Linked DNA regions of Homo sapiens: regions 1 and 2 are each linked to region 3. Evidence: chromatin loops called from intact Hi-C (ENCODE). Cell type or tissue: OCI-LY7. All regions are shown on one strand. Each heading gives the region's core, and the rest is flanking DNA. Links, peaks and the distances in the headings are about the cores only. Region 1 overlaps GRB2 (growth factor receptor bound protein 2). Region 2 overlaps GGA3 (golgi associated, gamma adaptin ear containing, ARF binding protein 3). Region 3 has its middle 9.4 kb from the start of MIR3678.

The links. Peaks named below come from ENCODE experiments on the same cell type or tissue, not always from the same donor. Only the 100,000 strongest peaks of a DNase experiment are listed, where the experiment ranks them.
Region 1: a loop joins it to region 3, with 5 times the contacts of the local background. A loop is called at or near these places in 105 of 110 quality-filtered maps.
Region 2: a loop joins it to region 3, with 14 times the contacts of the local background. A loop is called at or near these places in 10 of 110 quality-filtered maps.

What each region holds. Positions count from the first base shown.
Region 1 is chr17:75,318,550-75,328,601 of GRCh38, reverse strand. It overlaps GRB2 (growth factor receptor bound protein 2), which reads left to right. Exons shown (of 6, transcript NM_002086.5): 4 at 2,582-2,704; 5 at 6,775-6,943; 6 at 8,049-10,052. The coding sequence ends at 8,234. Among named protein-coding and RNA genes, the nearest start is that of SLC25A19, 34 kb to the right of the region's middle. RefSeq lists enhancers at 1,223-1,723, 5,155-5,344, 7,600-8,799, 8,710-8,849. In OCI-LY7, for the core only: CTCF peaks have their summits at 5,157 and 5,356 (motif pointing left); a DNase peak (open chromatin) is centred at 5,341; H3K4me3 peaks cover 346 bases; H3K27ac peaks cover 4,321 bases.
Region 2 is chr17:75,238,027-75,243,026 of GRCh38, reverse strand. GGA3 (golgi associated, gamma adaptin ear containing, ARF binding protein 3) reads left to right here. Exons shown (of 17, transcript NM_138619.4): 7 at 116-196; 8 at 554-691; 9 at 1,331-1,412; 10 at 1,511-1,627; 11 at 1,970-2,215; 12 at 2,615-2,685; 13 at 2,919-3,238; 14 at 3,456-3,652; 15 at 3,944-4,113; 16 at 4,265-4,375; 17 at 4,638-5,000. The coding sequence ends at 4,748. Among named protein-coding and RNA genes, the nearest start is that of GGA3, 21 kb to the left of the region's middle. RefSeq lists an enhancer at 1-31 and a silencer at 2,085-2,379. In OCI-LY7, for the core only: CTCF peaks have their summits at 2,218 (motif pointing left), 3,944 and 4,178 (motif pointing right); DNase peaks (open chromatin) are centred at 476, 2,206, 2,526, 4,176 and 1 weaker place; H3K27ac peaks cover 1,584 bases.
Region 3 is chr17:75,410,409-75,420,460 of GRCh38, reverse strand. No RefSeq gene overlaps it. Among named protein-coding and RNA genes, the nearest start is that of MIR3678, 9.4 kb to the right of the region's middle. RefSeq lists a silencer at 7,579-7,873. In OCI-LY7, for the core only: CTCF peaks have their summits at 7,471 and 7,684 (motif pointing right); a DNase peak (open chromatin) is centred at 7,710; H3K4me3 peaks cover 637 bases; H3K27ac peaks cover 818 bases.

The DNA of each region.
Region 1 (10,052 bases), core at 2,289-7,288, 89 kb after region 3:
GGCACGATCTCGGCTCACCGCAACCTCTGCCTCCCGGAGATTCAAGCGATTCTCCTGCCTCAGCCTCCCGAGTAGCTGGGATTACAGGCATGCGCCACCGCGCCTTGCTAATTTTGTATTTTTAGTAGAGATGGAGTTTCTCCATGTTGGCCAGGCTGGTCTCGAACTCCTGACCTCAGATGATCCGCCCACCTCGGCCTCCCAAAGTGCTGCGATTACAGGCATTGAGCCACCGCACCCAGCCTCCTTTTTTATTTTATTTATTTATATATTTTTTTGAGACAGAGTCTCACTCTTTCGCCCAGGCTGGAGTGCGGTGGCACAGTCTCGGCTCACTACAACCTCTGCCTCCCAGGTTCAAGTGATTCTCCTGCCTCAGCCTCCCGAGTAGCTGGGATTACAGGTGCCCACCACTGTGCCCATCTAATTTTTGTATTTTTGGTAGAGAGTGGGTTTCACCACGTTGGCCAGGCTGGTCTCAAACTCCTGACCTCAAGTGATTCACCCCACCTCAGCCTCCCAAAGTGCTGCAATTACAGGCATGAGGTACCGGGCCCAGCCTGTCCTTTTATATTTAGAGAGCATTCTATTCTAGTGATATGTGATTTCTCTTGTGTGGCCTGATTTCCAGGCACTGCAGGCCCTAGCCTTGAGTTATTTGTAGAAGCAGGAGGATCTATTGTCCCAGCTCCTCAGCATCCTGGCAGTAGAGTATGCAAAATGAGAAAGACTCCAAGCAGGTAGATGTCAGACTATTCAGAGTTACTAAGAGTCCCTAGAGGCTGACACACACACACAAGGACAAAGTTACTAAGGGCAGCTTCTAAGTGTATCCTTCCTAGCAGATCACATCTTTCTGTTTGAATTTGAGTATAGTATATTATTTTAGGTACATCTTCCAATATGGTTGCTTATAAGTAAGATATGTAAATTAGCCGGGCGTGGTGGCTCGCGACTTTAATCCCAGCACTTTGGGAGGCTGAGGCGGGCAGATCTCGAGGTCGGGAGTTCAAGACCAGCCTGGCCAATATGGTGAAACCCCGTCTCTATTAAAAATACAAAAATTAGCTGGGCGTGGTGGTGGCCGCCTGTAATCCCAGCTACTAGGGAAGCTGAGGCAGGAGAATTGCTTGAACCCAGGAGGCGAAGGTTGCAGTGAGCCGAGATCGTGCCACTGCACTCCAGCCTTGATGACAGAGTGAGACTCTATCTAAAAAAAAAAGGGCCGGGCGTAGTGGCTCATGCCTGTAATCCCAGCACTTTGGGAGGCCAAGGCAGGCGGATCAACAAGGTCAGGAGATCGAGACCATCCTGGCTAACACGGTGAAACCCCATCTTTACTAAAAATACAAAATATTAGCCGGGCATGGTGGCGGGCGCCTATGTATAGTCCCAGCTGCTCAGCTACTTGGGAGGCTGAGGCAGGAGAATGGCGTGAACCCGGGAGGCAGAGCTTGCAGTGAGCGAGATCGTGCCACTGCACTCCAGCCTGGGTGACAGAGCTAGACTCCTCAAAAAAAAAAAAAAAGAAAAGATATGTAAGTTAGATTTACAACTTTAATGGACTATTTGGTCCATTAAAAGGACTTTTGATATTATAATTAGCATATTAAATGAATGCCAGTTTCCATGTTTATAGGTCTTTATTTGCTATAACTTTTGCTTTTAAAAATGATAACTAAAGACAATTTTGAGAAGAGAACATGGTTTTCACAGTTTCTTCTTCCTAATTATAGTTTTCATTTGAAATAGTGAGGCAGCTTGACTTGAAGCTCTTGTAGAAGTGTTCCTCTCCTCTTCCTCTTGATAAGCCACAGCCAGTTGCTTCACAGTTTTTCATGAATTTAGCCACTTTTTCTTCTGGCCAAGGTGAATCAGCAATTGGGAGCAGAAGAGTCTGCAACTTGCCTCAAAAATCTGAATTTTGCAGCTAGCTGCTGAGCATATGGTAAATTACAATATTCCTGGTGGCTTCTGAAAGCTGAACTCTGAGCAGTGGCCCCAGAGGCAGGCCTTGAGAGGAATGCTGACCTTAGTTACTGGTAGAGGCACCCTCATACTATCTGAACCTTTTGCCTTTGGGCTGTTAGCAAAAGTAACCCTGCCTCCAGCTCCTGGCCGTCCAGGTTTCCTCCCCACTTTCCCTTAGTCCCACTGTGGTGAAGCTGTGATCTTATCACATGGCTGCAGGAAGGGGCCAGTCTCTCCTTGGCAGTTCATCCCGTACACCAAGCCCAAAGGCCTGAGCTTTTCCCCAGGCGCCTTTGTCATGAGTCAGTAGGGAGTCCAGTGGGCTTTGGCCTGGGGGGCCCATTTTCAAATGTCTCCCTCTATAGAAAGAGTGACCCACGGTTAGTGCCTTGGTGAGTCGCTTTCTGGGAAATGGAGTAGGCTAAAGACCTTTGAAGGTCCATCTCTGGGGACCCAACCCAGTGTCGATCTTGGGCACTGTGAGGCTGGAGGATGAGGAGGGAGGCCCCTTCCTCTGGCAAGGAGTGTTGTGTTACTCACATTTTGAAGGCTGGATATCCCGTTTCTTTGTGGGGAAGCAGATGTTGACCAGCTTGCCTTCCTTCCTTAGGTGGTTTTTTGGCAAAATCCCCAGAGCCAAGGCAGAAGAAATGCTTAGCAAACAGCGGCACGATGGGGCCTTTCTTATCCGAGAGAGTGAGAGCGCTCCTGGGGACTTCTCCCTCTCTGTCAAGTAAGTATTTCCTGCTGCAGTTGCCTGGAATCCTGTCTCTGACTGATCCAAATTGTGAAGCCGTTGGTCAGGTGCCTGGCTACACACAAAATGGTGGAGGCTTAGCCTAAACAGTTTCTTCATTTCACATTAAAATCCTAATTTCTGGCTCCTCTCAAAATGAGTTCTAGAAGCACTGGATGTAGATTCCCATGTGGACACAGCCTTCAGGAGGTGAGCAGCAGCTCCCTGCAGCCAGCTGGAGCCTGCCAGTTTTCCCTAGTGCCCAGCACTCCTGAGCTTCTGCCCTCCAAGGGATTCCCGCAGCTCTCTCTAATGGGATAGTGGAGCGCCTGTCGGCTGCCTTGGCTTGCCTTGCTCAGGTCCACTGACTTAAATCAACCAGCCCCATCCTAGGCCCTCACAGTCACTTAAGAAGGCTGCTGCAGGGGATGTGGGGCTTGCATTTCCCCGGTGGAAAGTTCAGGTGTGAAAGGGAGCGGGTAAGCAGGGAATGGAGAAGACAGGAAGTTCTGCCGCCATGGAGAGTGTGGAGAATAGAAACCAGCACTTGAAGATTCTAAACAATTCACACCTCAGCTGTGAAGTCGGGATTTTGAATTAAATTGTTATTTCCATGTTTTTTACTTTCAGTTATTTTCTAGTTAATGTATTATCATAGGACCCTCCCCAGGAGTCCGGCAGATCACTTCATCAGTTATATATAAAGAAGTAATTAGATTCAACACTCAGATCACTACTTAGTTTAGATTACATTAAGATTGTTTTGTTTTTGAATGGGGGATAGAAAACCATTTTCCTTTTATTTTATTTACTTATTTTTGAGACAGAGTCTCGCTCTGTCCCCCAGGCTGGAGTCCAATGGCATGCCTCAGCTCACTGCAACCTCCACCTCCCAGGTTCAAGCAGTTCTCCCTGCCCCACCCTCCGAGTACCTGGGATTACAGGTGCCTGACACCACGCCCGGCTTATTTTTGTATTTTTAGTAGAGATGGGGTTTTGCCATATTGGCCAGGCTGGTCTTGAACTCCTGACCTCAGGTGATCCACCCACCTCGACCTCCCAAAGTGCTGGGATTACAGGCTGGAGCCACTGCTTCCAGCCACCATTTCCCATTTATAACTGATGTAAAGCGTGAGACTTTTCCATTTCAAAAATGAACTGACCAGCCTGGCCAACATGGTGAAACCCTGTTTCTGCTAAAAATAGAAAATAACCCAGGCATAGTGGCACACACCTGTAGTCCCAGCTACTTGGGAGGCTGAGGCCAGAGAATCATTTGAATCCAGGAGGCGGAGGTTGTAGTGAGGCGAGATGGCGCCATTGCACTTTAGCCTGGGCGAAGAGCAAAACTCTGTCTCCAAAAAAAAAAAAAAAAAAAAAAAAAAAACTGGGTGCGGTGGCTCACACCTGTAATCCCAGCACTTTGGGAGGCCGAGGCAGGCAGATCACCTGAGGTCAGAAGTTCGAGACCAGCCTGGCGAACATGGTAAAACCCTGTCTCTACTAAAAAAAAAAAAAAAAAAAAAAATACAAAAATGGCCTCGGCGTGGTGGCGTGTGCCTGTAATCCCAGCTACTCAGGAGGCTGAGAGAGAAGAATCACTTGAACCCGAGAGGCAGATGAGCCAAGATCGTGCCACTACACTCCAGCCTGAGTGACAGAGTAAGACTGTGTCTCCCAAAACAAACAAACAAACTGAATATCTTATTTGGTTTTAGAACCACTTAATGTGTGATTAAAATGTAGATTTTTTTTTTGAAACGTAGATTTTAAATTTATAGTTGTGGCCCGGCATGGTGGCTCATGCCTGTAATCCCAGCCCTTTAGGAGGCTGAGGCGGGCCGATCATGAGGTCAGGAGTTTGAGACCAGCCTGACCAATATGGTGAAACACTGTCCCTACTAAAAAAATACAAAAATTAGCCAGGCGTGGTGGCACATGCCTGTATTCCCAGCTACTCCGGAGGCTGAAGCAGGAGAATCACTTGAACCTAGGAGGCAGAGGTTGCAGTGAGCCGAGACTGAGCCATTGCATTCCAGCCTGGGTGAAAGAGCAAGACTCCATCCATCTTTAAAAAAAAAAAAAAAAGAAAAGAAAAACATGTGTGACACCTGTCTTTCTTTAGTTTTATACTGACCCAAGTGTAACTGAAACCTTATAAGATGAGGGGAACAAGCAGTAAATCACTGGGTGGTGGCCAAAACCACGGGGGCAGCCACGTGCTCGGCTGGACGCTGCCTGTTTGCTCAGCAGAAACTCTCAAACTTCCATTTTCTCAAGTAGAATCTTTTAAGGATTTAATGCATTTATTGTTTTAGAAGCAAAGCAGGTGTCATGACTCTCTTTAACAACACACACACCTCTGCAAAAAAGGTTCAAGAATCAACAGTTGTCAGATGTTTCTTAGTTTTAGGATGTTTTGAGCCTGTGATTTGAAACACTGCTCATTATTGGGGCCCTGGGCTCTTAGAAACCACCTGCATTGCATGGGTGGAAGTGGGCCTCTGTGGGGCCAGAAGTGCCGTGGAATATACCCTTGCTAATGAAGCTTTCTCACCTTCCACATTTTGTCTTAACATGTAAAGCAGTATTTTTTCCAAATGCGAGGCATCTTGTGCTGAGTGGCTTCCTTGAGGCTCAGTGCTGCCACCTGCCGGATTGATTTTCTGAAGCCTTTGGTTTCCATCAGCTGAAAGACTGAAGGAGAGGAGGGACTCATTCATTCATTGAACAAGCACTCTCAGAGAATGCCTTTTTTTTTTTTTTTTTTTTTAATGAGATGGAGTGTCACTCTGTCGCACAGGCTGGAGTACAGTGGCCCAATCTCGGCTCACTGCAAGCTCCTCCTCCCGGGTTCACACCATTCTCCTGCCTCAGCCTCCCGAGTAGCTGTGACTACAGGCATCTGCCACCACACCTGGCTAATTTTTTGTATTTTTAGTAGAGACGGGGTTTCACTGTGTTAGCCATGGTGGTCTCGATATCCTGACCTTATGATCCGCCCACCTCGGCCTCCCAAAGTGCTGGGATTACAGGCATGAGCCACCGCATCCGGCCGAGAATGCCGAGAGTGCCCGGCCAGGTGAACAGGACAGGCAGAAGCGCCCTCGCTAGGCTGGTGTTTTAGCCAAATATCCTGTGACAGACCCTGTGAGCTAGTACCAGCCAGCCACGCTGTTGCCGGTTTTGCTTGCCAGTATAAAAGGGTGTGATCTAGTGATGGAGAAGCTTTTGGGTTTTGAAGTCTGGGCCTCTTTTATTGTCCCAGTACGTCCTTTTGTTCAGAGACCTTTTCCCCATGAGTGGAGCTAAAATTCCTGAATGGAAAACATTACTTTGAACTATTCCCAGTTACGAGAGAATTGTTGAAAGTATTTCCAGCCCTCCTCACCTTCTTCCTGCATATAAGATTTTAATTATTTTTTTATTCAAAGGATGTTAAGTCACACTCCTTTGTCTTAAGTACGGCTGTTTTTATTTGGTAGGGTTCAGGGCACATGGACTCTTTTTTTTTTTTTTTTTGAGACAGAGTTTCACTCTTGTTACCCAGGTTGGAGTGCAATGGCGCGATCTCAGCTCACCACAACCTCGGCCTCCCAGGTTCAAGTGATTCTCCTGCCTCAGCCTCCCGAGTAGCTGGGATTACAGGCATGCACCATCATGCCCAGCTACTTTTGTATTTTTAGTAGAGATGGGATTTCTCCATGTTGGCCAGGCTGGTCTCGAACTCCCGACCTCAGGTGATCTGCCCACCACGGCCTCCAAAGTGTTGGGATTACAGGTGTGAGCCACCGCACCCGGCCTGGACTCTTTATCTTACAAACATCTTCAGAATGAGAATGACTGATGGCCTGTCCCTCTCTGGTTTCTGGATGTTGTCCTGGTGCCCATCATTCATAGGGAGAGGTCCGTCCCAGGGACACCCAGTGAGGAAACTTGTTGCTCTGCAGTCCCTGAGGAGTGCTGCTGGGACAGTGGTTCTCTCGAGATAGCTCCTATATGGAAATACCCTCGATTTGCCAAGTTAGAGCCTTTAGCCGGTCACATGTGCTTTCTGTCCCTCCCAGGTTTGGAAACGATGTGCAGCACTTCAAGGTGCTCCGAGATGGAGCCGGGAAGTACTTCCTCTGGGTGGTGAAGTTCAATTCTTTGAATGAGCTGGTGGATTATCACAGATCTACATCTGTCTCCAGAAACCAGCAGATATTCCTGCGGGACATAGAACAGGTGCCACAGGTAAGCCTCATCAGGGTGAGATGGGATCATTTTTAGTTAAGAATAGCTCCTCAGTGTGCATTCCTGTAGGAAAGGGGAGGCGCCCCTCAACATGCGGGCGCCCTTCAGGGATTGCCGCTGGGGCTTCTGTGCTCCTTACTGAAAATGTTACCCTCCATTCACACTAAAGAGTTCTTTTTTCTGGCCCAGCATAGTAGCTCACACCTATAATCCCAGCACTTTGGGAGGCCGAGGCAGGCAGATCTCTTGAGGTCAGGTGTTTGAGACTAGCCTGGCCAACATGGTGAAACCCTGTCGCTACTAAAAATACAAAAATTAGCTGGATGTGGTGGCGCACACCTGCAGTCCCAGCTACTCGGGAAGCTGAGATGGAAAAATTGCTTGAACCCAGGAGGTGGAGATTGTAGTGAGCTGAGATTGCACCACTGCACTCCAACCTGGGCGACAGAGGGAGACTTCATTTCAAAAAAAAAAAAAAAAAAAAAAAAAGATTTGTTGTTTCAAATACAAGGTTTTTGCTTTTCCAGAGGCAGTGTGTAGCCAGCTTGCCAGCCTCTCTAGGGAGATGGTCTTTAACACACCCACCCAAAGATCCTGTCCCTGGAAGCAAATTATGAGGAAAACTATGCTTGTGAGGGAATGGGGTCGGCACCCGTTCCTGTCCCTCGAGCCCTGGTCGTAAGTTACGGTTAGAGCCCCTTATGTTATTCGAGCTCCAGAACTTTAGGCTTTAATACCTTAAGGGTGTCGTAGAAGGGATTTGCGATTCTGGGCCCACGGCCTAAACACAGATGGCTGTTTCTGAAGAACTTTCTCCTCCAAGCACTGCCTGCCCTCTACTTGATAATACGGCACAGTTGGCCACCCTCCTCTGGGAGACATACTCTAATATTTTCTGAGCACTGGGAAATATCACACTAAACCCGCTTGGCCTGTAAACTTAGAATAGGTAAGAATAAACGGGGGGTTGGGAGATGGGAGGTGAGTTTAAGAAACATGGAGAATTTGGCACGCATTCGTTTCCCCCTGGAACCCATCTGGCCTCGGAGGTGGCCAGTCACAGACCAGGAATGCAATGTGGGTTTTTCCTGCTCCTGTTTTGCAGCAGCCGACATACGTCCAGGCCCTCTTTGACTTTGATCCCCAGGAGGATGGAGAGCTGGGCTTCCGCCGGGGAGATTTTATCCATGTCATGGATAACTCAGACCCCAACTGGTGGAAAGGAGCTTGCCACGGGCAGACCGGCATGTTTCCCCGCAATTATGTCACCCCCGTGAACCGGAACGTCTAAGAGTCAAGAAGCAATTATTTAAAGAAAGTGAAAAATGTAAAACACATACAAAAGAATTAAACCCACAAGCTGCCTCTGACAGCAGCCTGTGAGGGAGTGCAGAACACCTGGCCGGGTCACCCTGTGACCCTCTCACTTTGGTTGGAACTTTAGGGGGTGGGAGGGGGCGTTGGATTTAAAAATGCCAAAACTTACCTATAAATTAAGAAGAGTTTTTATTACAAATTTTCACTGCTGCTCCTCTTTCCCCTCCTTTGTCTTTTTTTTCATCCTTTTTTCTCTTCTGTCCATCAGTGCATGACGTTTAAGGCCACGTATAGTCCTAGCTGACGCCAATAATAAAAAACAAGAAACCAAGTGGGCTGGTATTCTCTCTATGCAAAATGTCTGTTTTAGTTGGAATGACTGAAAGAAGAACAGCTGTTCCTGTGTTCTTCGTATATACACACAAAAAGGAGCGGGCAGGGCCGCTCGATGCCTTTGCTGTTTAGCTTCCTCCAGAGGAGGGGACTTGTAGGAATCTGCCTTCCAGCCCAGACCCCCAGTGTATTTTGTCCAAGTTCACAGTAGAGTAGGGTAGAAGGAAAGCATGTCTCTGCTTCCATGGCTTCCTGAGAAAGCCCACCTGGGCTGGGCGCGGTGGCTCACGCCTGTAATCCCAGCACTTTGGGAGGCCAAGGTGGGCGGATCACAAGGTCAGGAGTTCGAGACCAACCTAGCCAACATGGTGAAACCCCGTCTCTACTAAAAATAAGAAATTAGCCGGGTGTGGCACGCACCTGTAGTCCCAGCTACTTGGGAGCCTGAGGCAGGAGAATCGCTTGAACCTGGGAAGTGGAGGTTGAGTGAGCCGGGACCGTGCCATTGTACTCCAGCCTGGGTGACAGAGCGAGATTCCGTCTCAAAAAAAAAAAAAAAAAGCCCACCTGAAAGCCTGTCTCTTTCCACTTTGTTGGCCCTTCCAGTGGGATTATCGAGCATGTTGTTTTTTCATAGTGCCTTTTTCCTTATTTCAAGGGTTGCTTCTGAGTGGTGTTTTTTTTTTTTTTTTAATTTGTTTTGTTTTAAAATAAGTTAAAGGCAGTCCAGAGCTTTTCAGCCAATTTGTCTCCTACTCTGTGTAAATATTTTTCCCTCCGGGCAGGGGAGCCAGGGTAGAGCAAAGGAGACAAAGCAGGAGTGGAAGGTGAGGCGTTCTCCTGCTTGTACTAAGCCAGGAGGCTTTAAGCTCCAGCTTTAAGGGTTGTGAGCCCCTTGGGGGTTCAGGGAACTGCTTGCCCAGGGTGCAGTGTGAGTGTGATGGGCCACCGGGGCAAGAGGGAAGGTGACCGCCCAGCTCTCCCACATCCCACTGGATCTGGCTTACAGGGGGGTCGGAAGCCTGTCCTCACCGTCTCGGGGGTTGTGGCCCCCGCCCCCTCCCTATATGCACCCCTGGAACCAGCAAGTCCCAGACAAGGAGAGCGGAGGAGGAAGTCATGGGAACGCAGCCTCCAGTTGTAGCAGGTTTCACTATTCCTATGCTGGGGTACACAGTGAGAGTACTCACTTTTCACTTGTCTTGCTCTTAGATTGGGCCATGGCTTTCATCCTGTGTCCCCTGACCTGTCCAGGTGAGTGTGAGGGCAGCACTGGGAAGCTGGAGTGCTGCTTGTGCCTCCCTTCCCAGTGGGCTGTGTTGACTGCTGCTCCCCACCCCTACCGATGGTCCCAGGAAGCAGGGAGAGTTGGGGAAGGCAAGATTGGAAAGACAGGAAGACCAAGGCCTCGGCAGAACTCTCTGTCTTCTCTCCACTTCTGGTCCCCTGTGGTGATGTG
Region 2 (5,000 bases), core at 1-5,000, 170 kb after region 3:
AGAGTGGGTGGCAGCAGGGGAATGTGGTTTGCACTGTGCTGCGGGGAGCCTCTGGGGTTTCCCTGGGGTACGGGTGCTGCCTCTTCCCTTCACCTCTGATTTCCTCCTCTCTCAGCTTTTAGCCAAGCTGCTGAAAAGCAAAAACCCAGATGACCTGCAGGAGGCCAACAAGCTCATCAAGTCCATGGTGAAGGAAGTGAGTGGGCCCCGGTCCTTCAGGCACGGGGTGGAGGAGCCCATGGCCACACAGCAGAAGCCGCTTTGCCCCGGACACGGGCCTGTTTTGTTCTCCCCTGCTGCCAGCTGCCCTACCTGTGCCCCGGTGGCTGAGAGTGGGAGGAGGAGCACAATAGCTTCCGCGGGAGCACGGAAGAGAGGAGTGGGTTGGGAGCAGTGTTGTGAAAGCAGAAGTATAGACTGGGCCCCAGGCACCCCACACTGAAAGGAGCTTCCGAGCGTCTGTACTTGTGTTGTGGGGTAAGGTGTGACCTGGTGGAAGTGGAAAGACAGTCAAGTGACGCTCTCTTTCTCTTGAACTTCTTCACTGGGGCAGGACGAGGCACGGATCCAGAAGGTGACCAAGCGTCTGCACACGTTAGAGGAAGTTAACAACAACGTGAGACTGCTCAGTGAGATGCTGCTTCATTACAGCCAGGAGGACTCTTCGGACGGGGACAGAGAGCTGATGAAGGTGGGACCGCCGACGGCAAAGGCTGCCTCCCGGGGCTGCGCTGCCCTTCAGGAGCTCAGCCAGCATTTGCTGAGCACGTGCCTTGTCAGAGACACGGGCTGTGCACTTGGCAGTGTATTCATGACCTTACTCATCTGCACAGCAGCCACGTCAGTAGAGGGTGGCGTCCCCATTTGCCTCCTGGGATCAGCTGACTTGTCCAGGGTGTAAGGGCCAGATGGAAACCTGAGTCTGACTCCAGAGACCACACTCTCGGTGCTCACCCCTGCTCTCTCCCTTTCCTTACTACCTTGGGGACATCAAGACAGAGAGGCTTCCTTGTAACCCTGATGCCCATGTGGTGCAGGCCATGGTTGGGTGGATATTTTGAGTTCTGAGGAACATGCCAGCCTGGAAGGCAGGAGGGGACTGACTTCCCCTGACCCATCCTGGTGACTGCTACCTAGACAAACATCCTGGGTGATGTGGTGTGGTGGTGGTGGCTGGTGGCAAGAAGACGTGCGCTGTGATCCCAGCTTTGCTGGTAATTGACCGTGGCAATTGGCATATCCCGGTCATTTTCTGGGCATGAACCCTGAATGAATCAGATGATCTCTAAGGGCCTTTGTGGTTTGATTTTTATGTCCGAGTCTCTTTCAGGAGCTGTTTGATCAGTGTGAGAACAAGAGGCGGACTTTATTTAAACTCGCCAGTGAGACTGAGGACAATGATAACAGTTTGGGTGAGTGAAAGAGCGACGGTCAGGGATAAGCCAGGCATTTGGATATGTGGGTGGGAACTGTCACAACAGGAGTGAGAAGTCTCTCTTTCCTGCTCCAGGGGACATCCTGCAAGCCAGTGACAACCTCTCCCGGGTCATCAACTCTTACAAAACAATTATTGAAGGGCAGGTCATCAATGGCGAGGTGGCTACCTTAACCCTGCCTGACTCGGAAGGTGAGATGCTCTGGTCCCCAACTCTAGGCTCCTCCAGACCAGCCTCAGGCCCCTATCATGAAGCTGCGGGTGTAGGCTGGCCAGCGTGGTGGTGTTGCACAAGGCCCAAGGGAGTTCTTTGCCATTCCAAGCAATCCTCCGGCTTCCCGGAGGCCTGGAGATGTGGGTAGGAATTTCCCCACCTGCTTTCTCGGGCTTGCTTTGCAGCATCCCCTGGCAGAGATGCCGTTGGATTAGGCCAGAGGCTGTAGCAGTGACCTCTGTGCCTAGGGTGCTGCCTCCTGCCACACAGCCACTAGAAGACCCCTAATTATTCCTGTTCTGCTCTGTTGACCCATCCAGGAAACAGTCAGTGCAGTAACCAAGGCACGCTCATCGACCTTGCGGAGCTGGACACGACCAACAGTTTGTCCTCCGTGTTGGCCCCAGCACCTACTCCACCCTCCTCAGGCATCCCAATCCTCCCTCCACCACCCCAGGCCTCAGGACCTCCACGGAGCCGCTCCTCTAGCCAGGCCGAGGCCACCCTGGGGCCCAGCAGCACAAGCAACGCCCTCTCCTGGCTGGACGAGGAGCTACTCTGCTTGGGTGCGGCCCACAGGGGGCGTCAGGGGCATCCCCTGACAGGGCTCTGGGAGGAAGGGTGTGTGGAATTAGGAGCCCTGAGCGGGGCCCCAGTGTGACTGTTGGGGTGGGCAAAGAACCCTGAGTTGGAGGTACTCAGTGAAGTTCAGCGACCCTGAGGGCCCCAGGGCCATCCTCCCGGTGGACTCTGCCTCCTGCCCTGCACCCCGCCCCACAGGCCCCCCGCTTCTGCATCATGGACTGGAGCGCTCCATTCCCCTCTGGAGGCTGCCTGCAGAACAGCTTCTCCCGGCGCCTTCACCCATTGATGTCACTTGTCACCTGACCCCTCCTCAGGCAAGGCGGGGCTAGGGCTGCCTAGCTCAGAGCCTCTTCTCATCCTGTTTTCTTCTCTATTGTCAGGCCTCGCCGACCCAGCCCCTAATGTTCCTCCCAAAGAGTCAGCTGGGAACAGCCAGTGGCACCTGCTCCAGGTAGGGGCACAGGATCGGTGACAGCACTACTGTGCCAAGGACCTCCACTTTCCAGCGTCATGTCTCCTGGGCTGCAGTTAGCTGTCCTTCCCTCCAGAGCGTGCCAGCTGCAGCGGGGAACAATGAGTGCCTCCGGGGCTGTCTTCCGTGCAGTCCTTGGAGGGCTGCGCCCCGTTCCAGCGGCAGGCCCTCCCCACCCGCCCTCGGCTCACCACCCTTTCTGTTGTTCATAGAGGGAACAGTCCGACCTGGACTTCTTCAGCCCCAGGCCGGGGACCGCTGCCTGTGGCGCCTCCGATGCTCCTCTGCTCCAGCCCTCAGCCCCCTCCTCAAGCAGCTCCCAAGCTCCACTGCCGCCTCCCTTCCCAGCTCCTGTGGTCCCAGCCAGTGTTCCTGCCCCCAGTGCGGGCTCCTCCTTGTTTTCTACTGGAGTGGCCCCAGCCTTGGCCCCAAAAGTTGAGCCCGCAGTCCCTGGGCACCATGGCTTGGCGTTGGGCAACAGCGCGCTGCACCACCTGGATGCCCTCGATCAGCTTCTAGAAGAGGCCAAAGTGTAATGAGTGGGAGGAGATGTGGGGTTGCTGAGGGTTGGGCCTGAATGTGTCAGAACCAGAGCTAACTTTGAAGGGGTGGGGGTGCCTTGTAGTCCCATCAGTCAGGCTGGAAGGCAAGGGGTGGGCCTGGGTAAGAGCATGGTCAGGGGCCTTGGGTGAGAGTCCTGCAGCTCTGGCTGGCTCTCTGACGTGCTTTCCATCCTTCCCACCTCCCAGGACCTCGGGCTTGGTGAAACCCACTACCTCCCCTCTCATCCCCACCACCACCCCAGCCAGGCCCCTCCTGCCCTTCTCCACGGGGCCCGGCAGCCCGCTCTTCCAGCCACTGAGTTTCCAGTCCCAGGGCAGCCCCCCGAAGGGGCCTGAGCTCTCCCTGGCCAGCATCCACGTGCCCCTGGAATCGATCAAGCCTAGTAGGTGTTGGAGGATTGAGGTGGGTGGGGCGGTGGGGCCTATAGCCACGGAGCTGTAGGACATGCGACAGGGATGGATCCAGGCACTCTTTGCAGGGGGTCCCTTAAAGCCAGGCAGGCCTCCCTGCCTGCATTCTCAGTCTTAAGCTCCTCACTGAGCGCCTCTCCCAGATTCCGTTAGGAAGCACTGGACTCATCATGACCACGGAGTAGCCCTTTTCTCCTCACCGCCGGGGCTCTGTTGGGTGTCTCTGGTGCTGCTCCTCCCACACTCACGTCACGTTCTTACAGGCAGTGCCCTTCCTGTGACAGCCTACGATAAAAACGGCTTCCGCATCCTCTTCCACTTTGCCAAGGAGTGTCCCCCAGGACGACCTGACGTGCTGGTGGTGGTGGTGTCCATGCTGAACACGGCTCCCTTACCTGTCAAGAGCATCGTGCTGCAGGCTGCAGTGCCCAAGGTACCAGTGTCTCCCTGGGGCCAAAACGGCCTTATCTTGACCCTGTTGTGTAGAGGCCTTTGCAGCCAGCAGGTGGCAGTGTGTGTGTGCACTGCAGGTTCCATCTGGGGGCACCTACCAGTTCTCTTCAAAGGAGTTTCTCTCTCTTTAGTCAATGAAAGTGAAGTTGCAGCCACCTTCTGGGACAGAACTCTCTCCATTTAGCCCCATCCAGCCACCTGCAGCCATCACCCAGGTCATGTTGCTGGCCAATCCACTGAAGGTGAGCAGCAAAGAACCCAGGGGTCCCAGCCTGAGGCCCCAGCTGCCCCAGATTAGGACGTCAGGCCCACCACCTCCCAGCTGGAAGTGTTTTGACTGTAGGATTGACACATCCCTTTGCTGCCTTAGGTTAAGTGTCTGAGCATGGTTGGGGGTTGCGGGGAAAAGGGACCATTCCTCTAGCACAGAGAGGGTAGCAGAATAGAGGGCGTCCTGCCAAGGGGCCGCCTGGGCTGGATCTCACTTGCTGCCCTCTGTCACAGGAGAAGGTGCGGCTTCGGTATAAGCTGACCTTCGCCCTGGGGGAGCAGCTGAGCACAGAGGTGGGCGAGGTGGACCAGTTCCCTCCTGTGGAACAGTGGGGGAACCTATGACCCCAGAGGACGCTGTGATCTCCACCTTGAAGCCAGGCAGGCTGCCCTGAGACGAGGAGGGCTCTGGTCCCGTCACTCTCCATGCCCTGACAACAGTGCTTGTAGCTTTGATGTGGAACAGGGGCCCTGGGCATTTCTGCTGAGAACCAAACTGCTGCTGTGATAACCTCTCCTTTGGCCCCTAAAAGGACCTGTTTTTATCTACCTGTGTGACTTGAAGTGGCCATATGCTGTCAGGGGTGCGGAGTGGCC
Region 3 (10,052 bases), core at 4,852-9,851:
AGGCAGGAGAATTGCTTGAACCCGGGAGGCAGAGGTTGCAGTGAACTGAGATAGTGCTACTGCACTCCAGCCTGGCAACAGGGTGAGACTGCATCTCCCTCCTACCAAAAAAATAAAAATAAATAAAATAAAATAAAAAAGGAGAATACAACTAGGTCAGGCACAGTGGCTCATGCCTGTAATCCCAACACTTTGGGAGCCCGAGGTGGGAGGGTGACCTGAGGTCAGGAATTCGAGACCAGCCTGGCCAACATGGCGAAACCCTGTCTCTACTAGAAATACAAAAATTAGCCTGGCGTGGTGGCAGGCGTCTGTAATCGCATCTACTCAGGAGGCTGAGGCAGGAGAATTGCTTGAACCCAGGAGGCAGAGGTTGCAGTGAGCTGAGATCATGCCCCTGCACTCCAGCCTGGGCAACAGAGCAAGACCTCGTCTCAAAAAATCAAAACAAAACAAAACAAAAAAACTACAAAAAAAAAACACATACACAACTAGTTGTTGTTGTAGACATCAGGTAAAATAAAACAGAAAAAAAAAAAAAAAACCAACTAGGTTAAAAACACACTCAACTGGCCGGGCGCAGTGGCTCATGCGTGTAATCCCAGCATGTTGGGAGGCTGAGGCAGGAGAATGGCGTAAACATGGGAGGCAGAGCTTGCAATGAACCGAGATTGCACCACTGCACTCCAGTCTGGGCGACAGAGCAAGACTCCGTCTTAAAAAAATAAAAAAACCACACTCAACTAGGCTGAGCAGCCTTTTGAAATTTACAACCACCGAGGCCAGGCGCAGTGGCTCACGCCTGTAATCCCAGAACTTTGGGAGGCCGAGGCGGGTGGATCACGAGGTCAGGAGATCAAGACCATCCTGGCTAACAAGGTGAAACCCCGTCTCTACTAAAAATACAAAAATTAGCCGGGCGTGGTGGCGGGCGCCTGTAGTCCCAGCTACTCGGGAGGCTGAGGCAGGAGAATGGCATGAACCCAGGAGGCGGAGCTTGCAGTGAGCCAAGATTGTGCCACTGCACTCCAGCCTGGGCAACAGAGCAAGCCTCCGTCTCGGAAAAAAAAAAAGAAATTTACAACCATAAGTCTGAGTTGGACCTTAGCACTGCCTGCAATGTCTCCTGAATCTATTGCTCCCCCACTGTCCAAAAGGATAGTTTCAAGCCTCCTGGTCTTTTCACACCTCCTCCAGGCTTTGCCATCCCCACCACAGGTGTTCTCATTAATTCAGCTGAGAGAATGGAAGCCGTCAGAACAGAAATATCTAGAAAGATTACATCTTCCTGCCACCACTGCTACCCACCAACCTAGCTCTGTTCTCAGAAATGCTTCCTTTTTTTTTTTCTTTTTTGAGACAGGGTCTCATTCTGTTGCCCAAGCTGGAGTATAGTGGCATGATGTCAGCTCACTGCAGCCTCAAACTCCTGGGCTCAAGCAATCCTCCCACCTCAGCCTCCCAAGTAACTGGGACCACAGGTGCATGCCACCATGGCTGGCTAATTTTTTTTTTACATTTTATAGAGATGGGGTCTCACAATGTTGCCCAGGCTGGTCTTGAACTCCTGGGCTCAAGCCATCCTTCCGCCTCAGACTCCCAAAGTGCTGAGATTACAGGCATGAGCCCCAGTGCCTGGCCTGAGATGCTACTTCTTGTCCATGGAAATGTAGGAAGTGCAAACATTTTGTTCCTCAATTCTCTCCTCTCTCTCATAGCTGAGTTTCTCCTCTTCTAGATATTCCCTTCGGCACACAAAACATGCTGTAGTTGGCCCCATATTTAAAATCCCTTCCTTAGCCCTCCAACTCCCACTCTTTGCTCTGCTCTGTTTTATAGCAAAACTCTGAAAAAGAATAGCTTATCCTCGCTGCTCATTGTTCCTCTTTCTCCCATGCTTTCGTTTTTTTTTCGGAGATGGAGTCTTGCTCTGTCACCCAGGCTGGAGTGCAATGGCATGATCTCAGCTCACTGCAACCTCCGCCTCCCAGGTTCAACTGATTCTCCTGCCTCAGCCTCCCAAGTAGCTGGGATTACAGGCATGCGCCACCATGCCCGGCTAATTTTGTATTTTTAGTAGAGACAGAGTTTCTCTATGTTGGTCAGCCTGGTCTCAAACTCCTGACCTCAGGTGGTCTGCCTGCCTCCACCTCCCAAAGTGCTGGGATTACAGGTGTGAGCCACCACGCCTGGCCTGAATTTTTTTTTTTAGCGGGAGATGTTAAGGAGAAGAAAAGGGAGAATCTCATAGGGATAATATTTTGCTATTTTAAAATAAACAAGTTCTGGGGATCTAATGTACAGCGTAGGTGGTGGTGAATGTGTTAATTTGTGATAATCATTACACGACTTATACATAGATCATCACAATGTACACCTTGAATATATACAAACTTTGTCAGTGAAATATTTTTATTTTGCATTAGTTTTTAAACTTGGTGTAGAGATGGAGTCTTGTTATGTTACCCAGGCTGGAGTGCAATGGTTGTTCACAGGCATGATCATAGCACACTGCAGCCTTGAACTCCTGGACTCAAGTGATCCTCCCACTTCAGCCTCCTGAGTAGCTGGGACTACAGGCATGTGCCACCATGCATGGCTACTGAAATTTTTATTTATTTATTTATTTATTTATTTTTGAGACAGGGTCTTGATCTGTCACCCAGGCAGTGCCATGATCACAGTTCACTGCAGCCTTAACCTCCCAGGCTTAAGCAATACTCCCACCTCAGTCTCCTGAGTAGCTGGGACCACAGGTGCATGCCACCATACCCGGCTAATTTTTTTGAATTTTTGTAGAGACAAGGGCCTTGCTAGGTTGCCTAGGTTGGTCTGGAACTCTTGGCCTCAAGCAATCCTCCCACTTCAGCCTCCCAAATTGCTGGGATTACAGGCGTGAGCCACCGCTTCTGGCCTGAAATATTTTTAATTTTATAAAAACCAACGTTGGAGAGACTTCCTAGTATTAAGTTGCTAAAGTTGCTAATGCTTCTTTCTTGTAGGCGTAGGAACACAGAGGAAATTTCCACCCTTTGGATGCATCACTTGCATTTTAGCTCATGGCCAAAATGGAACTGACTTCATCTCCTTAACGGGCAGAGTGTGTGCTAAGGAAAAAGAGATGTGGAAACTGAAACACAAGGAAAGGAGAAAGGCCAGGCTCCTCTGAACTGACCCTGGCATCGCTACAGGGAGCTGTCAGGACCAGAGTCCATTTGCTTATCTGAAGTTTTTTTTTTTTCTATTTTGAGACAGAGTCTCCTTCTGTTGCCCAGGATGGAGTGTAATGGCACGATCTCAGCTCACTGCAACCTCTGACTCCCGGGTTCAAGCAATTCTCCTGCCTCAGCTTCCTGAGTAGCTGGGATTACAGGCACCTGCCACCACGCTGGGCTAATTATTTTATTTGTAGTAGAGACAGGGTTTCACCACGCTGGCCAGGCTGATCTTGAACTCCCAACCTCAGGCAATCCGCCCACCTGGGCCTCCCAAACTGCTGGAATTACAGGTGAGAGCCACCATGCCTGGCCTCTTTTTTTCTTTATTTTATTTAATTAATTTATTTATTTTGAGGTAGAGTCTCCCTCTACCGCCCAGGCTGGAGTGCAGTGGCGCGATCTTGGCTCACTGCTGCAACCTCCGCCTGCTGGGTTCAAGTGATTCTCCTGCCTCAGCCTCCTGAGTAGCTGGGATTATAGGCATGTACCACTATGCCTGGCTAATTTTTTTTGTAATTTTAGTAGAGACAGGGTTTTATCATGTTGGCCGGCTGGTCACAAACTTCTGACTTCAGGTCATCCTCCCACCTTGGCCTCCCAAAGTGCTGGGATTACAGGCGTGAGCCACCATGCCTGGCCCCCTTTGAACCATTTTCATCTCCTCTGTCTCTCTCTCACCTTTCTTTCTTTCTTTCCTTCCTTCCCTTCCTGCTTTCTTCCTTCCTTCCTTTTTTTTTTTTTTTTTTTGAGATGGAGTCTCGCTCTTTTTGCCCATGCTGGAGTGCAGTGGTGCGATCTCGGCTCACTGAAACCTCTGCCTCCGGGGTTCAAGAAATTCTCCTGCCTCAGCCTCCCCAGTAGCTGGGATTACAGCCATGTGCCACCACCCCTGGATAATTTTTGTATTTTTAGTAGGGATGGGGTTTCATCATGTCGGTCAGGCTGGTCTCCAACTCCTGATCTCAGGTGATCCACCTGCCTCGGTCTCCTAAAGTGCTGGGATTATAGGCGTGAGCCACCGTGCCCGGCCCCTTCTTTCTTTCAGCCAGAGTCTCACTTTGTTACCCAGGCTATAGTGTAGTGGTGCGATCATGGCTCACTTATCCCCAACCTCCCAGACTCAGGCAATTCTCCCACCTCAACCCCCCGAGTAGCTGGTACTACAGACACGCAACACCACACCTGGCTCATTTTTGTATTTTTTGTAGAGACGAGGTCTTGCTGTATTGCCCAGGCTGGTCTCAAAACTCCAAGGCTCAAGTGATCCACTCACCCCAGCCTCCCAAAGTGCTGGGCTTAAAGGCGTAATCGCCACACCTGGCCCGTTTACTTTTCTTCATGGTTCCTTCTGTCCTCCTGCCATGCCTAAGCCATCCAGTCATTTGGTTTTTATTGGAGTGTGCTCTTGCCAGGCGTTAGGCTAGATGTGGCGAGCCAAGAAAAACAAGACATGGTCCCTGTGCTTGAGGAGCTCATAGTCTAAAGGGGAGAGGGGCAAGTGAGTAGATGGTAGTTTCCTAGGGCTGCCATAACAAAATTCACAATTTTGAGCGTTTTAAAATCTTTAAAATCAAGTCCAAGATGAAGATGTTCGCAGGTTTGGTTTCTTCTTCTTCTCCTTCTTCTCCTTCTTCCTCTTTTTTTTTTTTTTCAAGACAGTCTTGCTCTGTTGCCCAAGCTGGAGTGCAGTGGCACGATCTTGACTCACTGCAACCTCTGCCTCCCGGGTTCAAGTGATTCTCCTGCCTCAGCCTCCTGAGTAGCTGGAACTACAGGCGCCCGCCACCGTGCCCAGATAATTTTTTGTATTTTTTTTTAGTAGAGATGGGATTTCACCATGTTAGCCAGGATGGTCTTGATCTCCTGACCTCATGATTCGCCCACCTCGGCCTCCCAAAGTGCTGGGATTACAGGCTTGAGCCACCGCCCCCGGCCCCAATCTCTTCTTCTTAAGTGGACACCAGTCAGATTGGGTTAGGATTCAGCCTAACAGCCTTTCTTTTTCTTTTCTTTCTTTCTTTTCCTTTTCTTTTTTTTTCTTTTTTTTTTTTTTTTTTTTTGAGATGGAGTCTGTCTTGTTGCCCAGACTGGAGTGCAGTGGCATGATCTCAGCTTACTGCAACCTCCACCTCTGGGGTCAAACGATTCTCCTGCCTCAGCCTCTCAAGTAGCTGAGACTACAGGCGCCTGCCACCATACCTGGCTGATTTTTTTGTATTTTTAGTGGAGACGGGGTTTCACCGGGTTAGCCAGGATGGCCTCGATCTCCTGACCTTGTGATCTGCCCACCTCAGCCTCCCAAAGTGCTGGGATTACAGGCGTGAGCCACCGTGCCCGGCCTCAATAGCCTTCTTTTAATTCAGTCACCTCTTTAAAGGTCCTAACCTCAAATACAGTCACATTCTTAGGTACTGGGGGTGGGGCTTCAACATATGGATTTTGGGGAAAAGGATACAATTCAGCCATAATACCAACATATACTGCTATGAAAAGAGCAAAGATGGAGTGTTACCAGAATACACTGGAGGAACCAGATCTTCTGGGAAGGCTTCCTGTAGGAGGTGGCTCCTGAGTTAAGTGGTGAAGGACAGACAGGAGCCAGCTAAAGATTGGGAAGGCAAGGAAAGGAGGCATTTGAGCCCAAAGGAGTAGCCTGCACAAGGTAAAAGAGTTATGGAGCTATTCGAGAAACTGTAAATAGTTCAAAAGAGTGGGGACAAAAAATTCAAAAGGAGGTTAGGCTAAGAGTTGAGGCCATTTGTAGAAGATATTTACAACTTTTTAAAAAAGGAGTTAAGGCTGGAGTTTTCATCAGGGGCCAGCCATGGAGGGACATATGGGGCATGCTGAGGAATTTGGGACCTTATCTGTGATCCGTACCCCCATTCTATTTGTGTTTTAGGAAGTCCACTCTGGTTCCAATATAGATAATGTCTTGGAGGGGACCAGTATGATTAGTTAGCAGGTTAAAGCAGCCACCCAGGAAGGATGGTGGCATGGGTCAGGTCAGGTGACAGAAATGGGGCCAGGAGGCCAGGCACAGTGGCTCCTGTAATCCCAGCACTTTGGGAGCCTGAGGTGGGAAGACTGCTTGAGCCCAGGAATTCAAGACCAACCTGGGAAACCCCATCTCTACAAAAAATACAAAAATTAGCCAGGTGTGGTGGTACACACCTGTAGTCCCAGCTATTCTCGGGGGCTTAGGTGGGAGGATCACCTGAGCCCAGGGAAGGTTGAGACTGCAGTGAGGCAAGATTGTGCCACTGCAATCCTGCCTGGGAAACAGAGTGAGACCATGAGAAAAGAAAGAAGAGAAGGAAAGAAAGAAAGAAAGAGAGAGAGAGAGGGAGGGACGGAGGGAGGGAGGAAGGAAGGAAGGAGAAAGAAAAAAGAAGGAAGGAAGAAGGGGGAAGGGAAGGAAGGAAGGAAAAGAAAGAAGGGAGGGAAGGAGGGAGGGAGGGAAGGGAGGAAGGAAGGAAGGAAGGAAAAGAAAGAGAGAAAGAAAGAAAGAGAAAGAAGAAAAAAGAAAAGAAAAAAGAGGAAGAAAGAAGGCCAGGTGCGGTGGCTCACGCCTGTAATCCCAGCACTTTGGGAGGCCGAGGCAGGTGGATCACCTGAGGTCAGGAGTTCGAGACCAGCCTGGCCAACATGGTGAAGCCCCACCTCCACTAAAAATACACAGATTAGCTGGGTGTGATGGCGGGCGCCTGTAATCCCAGCTACTTGGGAGGCTGAGGCAGGAGAATCACTTGAACCGAGGAGGCAGAGGTTATAGTGAGTCAAGATTGTGCCACTGTACTCCAGCCTGGGCAACAGAGCAGGACTCTGTCTAAAAGAGAGAGAGAGAAAGAGAGAAAGAGGGAGAGAGAAAGAGAGAAAGAGGGAGAGATAAAGAGAAAGAGAGGAAAGAAAGAAGGTAAAGAAAGGAAGAGAGAAAGAGAGAGAAAGAAAGAAAATGAAGAAAGAAAGAGAAAAAAAGAAAATGAAAGGAAAAAGAAAGGAAAGAAAGAAAAAAGAAAGAAGGAAGGAAGGAAAGAAAGAGGGAGGGAGGGAAGGCAGGAAGGAAGGAAAGAAGGAAGGAAGGAAGGAAAAGGTGGCCAGGATGTTGGAGAGGGGTCACAGCACTTGGTCTCATTGCTAAACTCAGCATCAGAGGGAACACTGGAAGCCTGAGAGGAGTACACAGCCTTGGATCACAACTTAAGTGAAGGAAATTCTAGATGAGAACTTCCAAGATCAATTGGGCAAGGGAGCATAGAATTTCAAATGCCCAATTTTAGGCTGTCACTGGCTGTTACTGGGTATCTAGTGCTTTCCCCCTAAAGAGAAGCTTGGAAATATGGGCTCAGGATGACCCTGAGAGGGTCTTGAGCCAGGTGCTAAGGGAAAGAGGCTCACTGTCAGGCCGGGTTTGTATCCAAGGTTCGGTCAATTTCAGGGCAATGTCCAGATTTTACCTGCAGGTGGCAGCCCCGTAACTCACAGAAAACAAAGCCTGAAGCCCTTTCCGACGACTAAAAACCCCCAAGGAAAACAGAGACTTTTTTGGTGATTTTGTGCATTGTGAAGCTACTGATGGAGCCGGTCTGTAATTAGCAAGTTTCGCTACAGTGACAACAGGTTTTCATACCAGGGTGTGACTTTTACTTCACAACTTGCCTCTTGTTCCAATTTCTTTCCATTATTTAACACTAGCCATGCACCTATTCAAAACACTGCTGCCTCTAATGTGTTTTTTTCTCAGTGTGGAATGATCTTGGGCAACGTTGTCTCAAGTTTCTGAGTCTGTGTCTGTGAGAAAAAAAAATTTATCAAAAAGGCAATATAACAAATGTTGACTTAAAAAAAAGTCACCCACGAGCCTACCATTTTAACACATATTATTTTTACTTTTAAATGTTCCCTTCCAAATCTGGTTCCCATGCATATACTTTTACATGAACATACTCAATGTCTGTTTTTATCAATGGTGTATTTTAAAAGGAAATACTTAACTTTTTTTTTCCTGTTCTCTTAGGCATCTACTCTTTTCTGAGATCTCACCCACTTCCTTAGCTTTAAATACCACCACAGCACAGAAAAGCAGCTACATTTCAGTCTCTGGTCAGCCTTTATTATTCATCCGTCCATCCATCCATCCATTTATTCACTGCATGCACTGTGCTGGGTACTGGGAATACAAATGTGAAAAGGTGACCCTGTCTGTTTGGGAGCTTGTAGACCACCGAGCGGGGAGGGCTGGGGGACAATGAGTGAATGATTCATGATGCAATGAGATTGGAGGTATGGTGGGAATTTTTTTTTTTTTTTTTTTGAGACAGGGTCTTGCTCTGTTGCCCAGGCTGAATGCAGTGACACGATCATGCCTCACTGTAGCCTCCATCTCCCGGGCTCAGATGATCCTACTACCTCAGCCTCCTGAGTAGCTCCCAACTAGAGGTGTTTGCCACCCTGCCCAGCTAATTTTTGCATTTTTAGTAGAGGTGGGGTTTTACCATGTTGCCCAGGTTGGTCTTGAACTCCTGGACTCAACTGATCCACCCACCTCCACCTCCTAAAGTGAGATGTGAGCCACTGTGCCTGACCTACCATGGAAATTTTGAAGAAGAAAACTGACTTGGGGACCTAGTGGAAGGGTAGAAAGCCAACTGAACAGAGGAAATTGCATGTGTAAAGATATGGACACTCAAAGGATCATGACACCTTCCGGAAACCACAAGTGGGTTAGTATTGGTGGAGTATGTGTTACTGGAGACTGAGAAGGTGGCACTGGCTGGAAGGGCCAGATCTTTAAGAGCCTTGTAAGGGACTTGAGACAGTAGATGATGAATGTCTTAGTTCCAATTGGTTTTCTACTCTGCAGCCAGAGTGACAAAATATTTGGAAGATAAAAATTTGACCATGGCCCACTCCTACTTCAGTATTCCACAGAGTCAAGTCTCAAGTCTTTAGCAATAATGAAAAAGTGGGTGCAGTGGCTCATGCCTGTAACCCCAGCACTTTAGGATGCTGAGGTGGGAGGATCAAGAGTTCAAGACCAGGCTAGCAACAAAGTCAGACTCCTCTTCTCTACAAAAAATAAAAAAATTAGTCTGGGTGCAGTGGCCTATGCCTGTAATCCCAGCACTTTGGGAGGCCGAGGTGTGTGGATCATCTGAGGTCAGGAGTTCGAGAGCAGCCTGGCCAACATGGTGATACCCCCATCTCTACTAAAAATACGAAAATTACCCAGGCGTGGTGGTGCGTGCCTGTAGTCCCAGCTATTGGGGAGGCTGAGGCAGGAGAATTGCTTCAACCTGGGAGGCAGAGGTTGCAGTGAGCCAAGATGGTGCCACTTCACTCCAGCCTGGGTGACAGAGCAAGACTCTGTCTCAAAAAAAAAAAAAAAAAAATTAGTCAGGCATGGTGATGGCGCATGCCTATGATCCCAGCTATGTGGCAGGAGGATTGTTTGAGTTCAGGAGGTTGAGGCTGCAGTGAGTTGTGATCACACCACTGTACTTCAGCCTGGGCAATACAGCAAGACCCTATCTCAAAAAAAGAGAGAGAGAGAGAGAGAGAAAAGCAAAGGCCCTTCACGAGCCTCTTCAGCTGCTTTACCCACATGCCACACATCCTTCCTTGTCCCAGCTATTGGCTTCCTTACATCCTTGCTTACTGTCTGGCCTTCACACTTGCTGTATCATTTCTTCCTCTCAGGCTAACCAGGGTCTCAGCTTAAAGCCCACTTCCTCTGCCTTCCCTCATAGTGGATGAGGTCAGGTCCCCTGCTGTATGCTTCCAAAGCCACCAGCACTATCCTGGTCAAATTCTCAGAGACATGTCTTCCCCTTC